2 separate regions of the Homo sapiens genome follow, and region 1 is linked to region 2. Evidence: read pairs that join two places in POLR2A ChIA-PET (ENCODE). Cell type or tissue: MCF 10A. All regions are shown on one strand. Each heading gives the region's core, and the rest is flanking DNA. Links, peaks and the distances in the headings are about the cores only.

The links. ChIA-PET counts read pairs that join two places held together with the same protein. Peaks named below come from ENCODE experiments on the same cell type or tissue, not always from the same donor. Only the 100,000 strongest peaks of a DNase experiment are listed, where the experiment ranks them.
Region 1: POLR2A ChIA-PET joins it to region 2 with 5 read pairs; 1 of 35 experiments calls an interaction of 5 or more read pairs at or near these places.

Annotation. Positions count from the first base shown.
Region 1 is chr1:193,587,941-193,590,869 of GRCh38, reverse strand. All of the region lies in intron 3 of LOC124904475 (a long non-coding RNA gene), which reads right to left. Among named protein-coding and RNA genes, the nearest start is that of LINC01031, 280 kb to the right of the region's middle. In MCF 10A, for the core only: no CTCF peak of the experiment used is centred there; a DNase peak (open chromatin) is centred at 1,119.
Region 2 is chr1:193,706,076-193,709,004 of GRCh38, reverse strand. All of the region lies in intron 3 of LOC124904475 (a long non-coding RNA gene), which reads right to left. Among named protein-coding and RNA genes, the nearest start is that of LINC01031, 400 kb to the right of the region's middle. In MCF 10A, for the core only: no CTCF peak of the experiment used is centred there; a DNase peak (open chromatin) is centred at 1,584.

The sequences.
Region 1 (2,929 bases), core at 119-2,618, 120 kb after region 2:
TGGCAGTTTAGGTAATTTTAAGAGACTGAATTCTGGAGGCTGGGAACCACAACTCCAGAGTCTCCTCACATTACAGAAATTGGAGCAAGATTTTTATATTCTTTGTGCCAATTTTCCCGTATCTGTAAATTGAGGAACACAGCAATATCTATCTCATAGGTTGATTGTAAGGATAAATGAGATGATGAATATAAATGGGTTATGTGGACTCTGTTATTTAATACATCCTTCCAAACATGAACTGGCTGTGAATATATTTCTTGTGGTGGAAAAAACAAAATCTTTGCAATTAAGGAGACCTGACCTTCAGTACCAGCTGACCAGTTAAATGAGCAAGTTACTTAAGACTTCTCTAAACCTGCTTCCTTATCTCTAAAATATGGCTACCAACAAGTATGTTGTAAAGATTAAATATGAAGATATGCAAAGTACCATATAGCATCAGATTATTATTATATTCATTATAATTCTACAATAAAAAATAAAGAAATGAGCTGACTACAGTGGCTGGCACTTGCAGTCCTAGCTACTCTGGAGGCTGTAGTGGGAGAATTGCCTGAGCCCAGGAGTTTGACACTGCAGTGAGCTATGATCACATCACTGCACTCCAACCTGGGCAACAGAGCAAGGCTTTATCTCTTAAAAAACAAAACAAAACAAAACAAAACACAAGAAAGAAAGGAGGAAATGGATACAGTGATCTGAACATGATCCCAGTACAGGCAAAACAATGAATAAGACTGTAAACCATCTAATTTGCTGTCTGCAGGGTTTGGAGTCAACCAGAAAATTTGGAAGTCATCTCCATTCCCACCTCCTACGGCACCAATGCTTGTCAATTCTACCTATAAATATCTGCTTAATCTGTCTGCCTCTTTGTTTGTACCACAGCCACCTGGCACAGACCCCTGTCATTTGGTTTTTCGGCCACTGTAACAGCCTCTCAGACTCAGTCTGGACCGTTCTCCATACAGTAGCTAGAATGACACTCTAAATAAAAACCCAGCCATGTCACACCCTTTTAAATCCCTTTAGCAACTTCCCATTGTCCTTGGGATAAAATCCAAATCTCTTATATGGGACCTCAGCCAGCATCTATTGCCTCTCCCATGATTTCCGAAGTAGGCTCAATGCCAGAGATTCTGAATGCATCATCCTCTTGGCTCACAAATTTCATACATGCTCCCTCTGACAGGAACACTGTCCTCCTTCCTCTTTAACTCCCTAACAGTGTCCCTCTGCTCTCAGCTGAAACACCAGTTCCTCAAGGAGGCTTTTCCTGACTCCACTGGAGGTTCAGAACTCCCAACCCCCATCCCAAACGCCACAGTTGCACCCCGTACCTCTCCCAACACAACCTCCAACAACCTTTATTTATGTTGCCTGGGTAATTTTGTACATGGAAAAGGTATCTACAGAAAATATAGATAGGTTCCTTGACCATGTGTGTCTTATGTATTCACCACTCACCTAGGGCCTGGCCCTTAGTGGATGATCAGAAACATTTGTTAAATCAATCCATTCAAGTGCAACTGCACAATTCATTTCTGTGTTCTGTGTATCATGTATGTAACTTGAAATGAAGAGAAATAAAAAATTACATCCTAGTCTTTGACACATTTCTAATTTTTTTCTCTATTTCTGAGAGTAGAAAAAAACAAACAGCTTCTAATTTGTTCCCTTTTCTGAAAAAGCATAAGAAAAGAACAAATTTAATTATAAGATTCTTCCTCTTTCCTCTCCACTAACATTCAAAATCCCGCTTCCATTGTTTCCTCATAGAGCAGCAACTCTGAGCTTTAAACAAATATTTTTAGATATAGAATCTATGACTTCTTCAAAGTTAGTAATGAGAAACGAATTTGAAAAGAAATGTCTCTTGGGCTCAAACTCTTACCGCTCGCATCAGCAGCTATTGGATATGAAAGACTCCATACCCCTCTCCCCATGGTCCCCTGAGCCAAAATGAAAAGGCTTTCTACCAGCACCTGGAGCACAGCATTCCCCAGTCAGTGGCAGGAGGAGAGTGCCAAGGACTCCAGGCAGCCGTCTGTGTCACCCAAGCTAAAATCCACCTCTGGAAAATACATAATAACATCCCCTTAGAGAAATATTAGATCTGCTTCACTGCTCTTTCTGGCATATTTTATCCCACTTTGTCGTCCTCTCTCCCTACGTGCCAGGATCGCAAACCCTTTCTCTCAGCAGGAAAGCATGCAAGTCAAATGCCATCATAATCACTTTGTGTTTCCCTGCAGAGGGAAAGGAGGGCTCCTTGCATGTGAAAAACTTATCAGTTCCTAATGGAATGGAGTGACTTTTCAAAGGTCACAGGCAGCATGCAGTTAGGGGCCATAATACGCACCTAACAAACTGTGGAAGAGAATAAGCCTGGGCTAGTCCCTTGCATTGCTTCAAGTCCACTTTCCTATTTCTGCCATCATCCAGGAGATACACTGACACTCTGCAGCTGAGCCTGGCCCCTGGTGCACCAGCAGATGGCTTGGCTGCCTCTACAGCTTTCCTTATGCAGAAACAGCACTATTTCAAACAGTGTGTGTGTGTGTGTGTGTGTGTGTGTGTGTGTGTATGTGTATATATATATATGTGTGTGTGTATATATATATATGTGTGTGTGTATACACACATATATATATATGTGTGTGTGTATACACACATATATATGTGTGTGTGTGTATACACACATATATATATGTGTGTGTGTGTATACACACATATATGTGTGTGTGTGTATACACACATATATATATATAAATTTCCCCCCTTATTTTAAAATCCAAAGGATTGAAAAGACCTTTTGTCTGCAGTAAAGCACTGATGAGACTAGCATAAATATAACTTGAAAGAAACCCGCTTATTGGAATTTTTGCCTCCCATCCCCATCTCCTCTGGCCAACCCTCGGAAATG
Region 2 (2,929 bases), core at 164-2,663:
TCCCAACTCAATACTGTTACCTTGGCAATTAAATTTGAACATGAGTTTTAGAATATACAAAAACATTCAAACCTAGCAACAAAGGAGGAGTCAAGGAAGTTAAAGACATAAGCAGTATCATGTGGGGTAAACATGTTCTTCTGACAGTGTCATCAGAAGACGTTTTGTGATGGAACACGATGGTCATCCACCACGCTGTTGATCTCAAAACATTAGAAACGTGCCCTGAATCCGACTGGCTTCCTCTTAACAACTTATGTATATAATATTCTTAATGTTACTTAAAATTATTTAATCAATTTATATTTTTAGTCAGTTCTAGGTTTAACTACATGATGCAGGACCCTCAAACCTCACTACCATTTTTTAAAAATCCCTAAAGTTACCTCCACAAATAGAATGTCCTTTTTCATTATGGATTTACCTGTTTACATCTGGACTTCAACCACATTCCCCCATTCACCATATCTTTTAACACTTTTATTTTTAAACATTGTCTGATCTTCTTAGTACCTACATATTTGAAAGATTTTTTCTTTCCATTTTCATTTATTTACCCTGGACCTTCTTTAGTGCTATGGTGTCTGTCTTGCAGTGCAGCAACCAAAACTGTATGCAGCATTCTAGGTAGCACTACAAGACGATATCCAGAGTTAAAAGCTCAAAATGACAGTAGTATAGTCTGCAAGTAACATGTGAGTGGTGAGCTGCGAGGGTAACCTGTGTTAACCTGAATGCTAATAGCTCATCAAAATGTTCTGAAAACAATACCCTGACATAAATTAATCATTCATGGTTCAGGTAAAAATTTCTATGGTTAGATCCTTGGAAACAGATTTTAGAATCAATGAAGAGTGCTTGTAGATGAAGAAGGGATTCTTGTCGATTAAAAATGAGGTGTAGGGAGAGCTTTTTATTGGACTATGTAGAAAAGGAAATTTACCACCTTTTTGACATTTCAGGGGTGGTATTCTACAGGCCATTTCCTTACACTGTCATATAACACTGCTTATAATTAATCCTGTATTTATTCTCAGGAAGTTTAAGTCAAGGAAGCAGTGGTTTTCAAATCACCCCGGTGTTAACACTCATTACTCACCAGAGGCTGCAATAATATGTAAGAGGTTAGCTGACAGATTAAACTGAAATTGAGCATAGGCTATTTGTATTTTAATCTTCCATGACCAGTTTGTTTGACATTAGTATAAATTTAAGAAGCCTGAAAAGCATAGCTAAAATAAACAATCAGTCCAACTCTGTGATCTCATTCCTCAGTCCTCATTCTTACCCTCACTCTGAGTGCTAGTGCGTGTTTGTGTGTGTGTACTATAGGGAGTGGCACTGAGGGGCAAGAAAAAGTGAAATAGGCACAAAAGTGAAAAGGCACAATTAACTTTACTTTGTGAAATGAAAGTAATAAATTGTGTCCCATTGTAGCCCTGAAGCTGCTCTTCATTTATAAAATGTGGATAACTATGACCCATAGAGCTTAATGAGTAACAAAAGAAATTGTATATTCCAAATATTTACTGCACTACAGTGACTTCATAGAGATGTTCTTGAGCATTGAATCATTACAATATTGCACAATCTCACCCCTTAAGGCAAGATAGGCAAGGGGTGATCATTGTCATCTTGGAAATATTTGGGGTTTAAATAATCAAAAGGTAAATGGGACTCCTTTATATTTCAGACATACTGAGAAGCAGATAAAATAGTGTTTGTGTGTGTTGCTCTCGGTTTACAAACACAATCTGAATCAAATTGCTTGGGTTCAAATCCCACCTCTGCCCAGCTGTGGGATCTTGAATAAATTATCAAAATATTTCTTAGCTTTTGCATCTATAAAAAGTAAAAAAAAAAAAGTACCTTTTTCATACAGTTATTAACAGGATTCAAAATGATAAATCATTAGAAAAACATGGCACACAGTAAGTACCCAATAAACACTATTATTATTAATCAGTAACCTATGTGTACATGCATCAAAGATATCTCCTAATAGGCTTCTCCACTAACCACAGTATTTGACCCAGTGAATAGATAACAATGGAGTCACAGCAAAGCTGCCAAACTGAATGTACTCAAGCTTGCTTCATGTTTTAAGCACTAAAGTATATTTGACATTGCATTTAAAAATATCAGAGTAACATAATGTAAGCCAAAATTCCACAACCATTTTAGAAATATGTGGTTTGTAAAGAAGATAAAGTCTTACCCATAATTATTTAAGAAATGTTAGATTTAAAATAATTTTTGGCCAATTTTTCTAGTTTAACTCAACATTTTTGCAAATACATATCATTCTGAATTATTTACTGATATCTGAAATGTAATGAATAAAATTCTATATTATAACAGAATTTTTACTGGCACTACAAGAATGGATTTTAGAATACTGATTAAAAGTGCTAGGAATTGGAGTCAGAAAAAACTTGATTCAAATTCCTACTCTAAGGGAGAAAGAGAGATACCAGTCATGGGGTACAAAGTTTTAATAATATAAGATGAATAATTCCCAGAGATCTATTGTACAACATAGTGCCTATAATAACAATACTGTGTTATATGCTTACAAATGTGCTAAGAGTGTATATTAAGTGTTAACTAATCATACCAAAAATTGTTTATTCATAAGGTAGGAGGAAACATTTTGGAGGTGATGGATATGTTTATGGCATACACTGTGGTGACAGTTTCACTTGTGTATACTTATCTCCAAACTCATCAAGTCATATAGAGTGAATATGTACAGCTTTTTGTATGCCAATCATATTTCAATAAAGTGGTTTTTAAAATGCCCTATTCTGCTGTTCAATCCTCTATGATTATGGAAGATTGTATTTCTAAGATCTGACTGCAGTAATATTTCCCATCCCTCATGATCTTCATATAATGCATCTTGAATTTCATCCATTAGAGTGGTGAT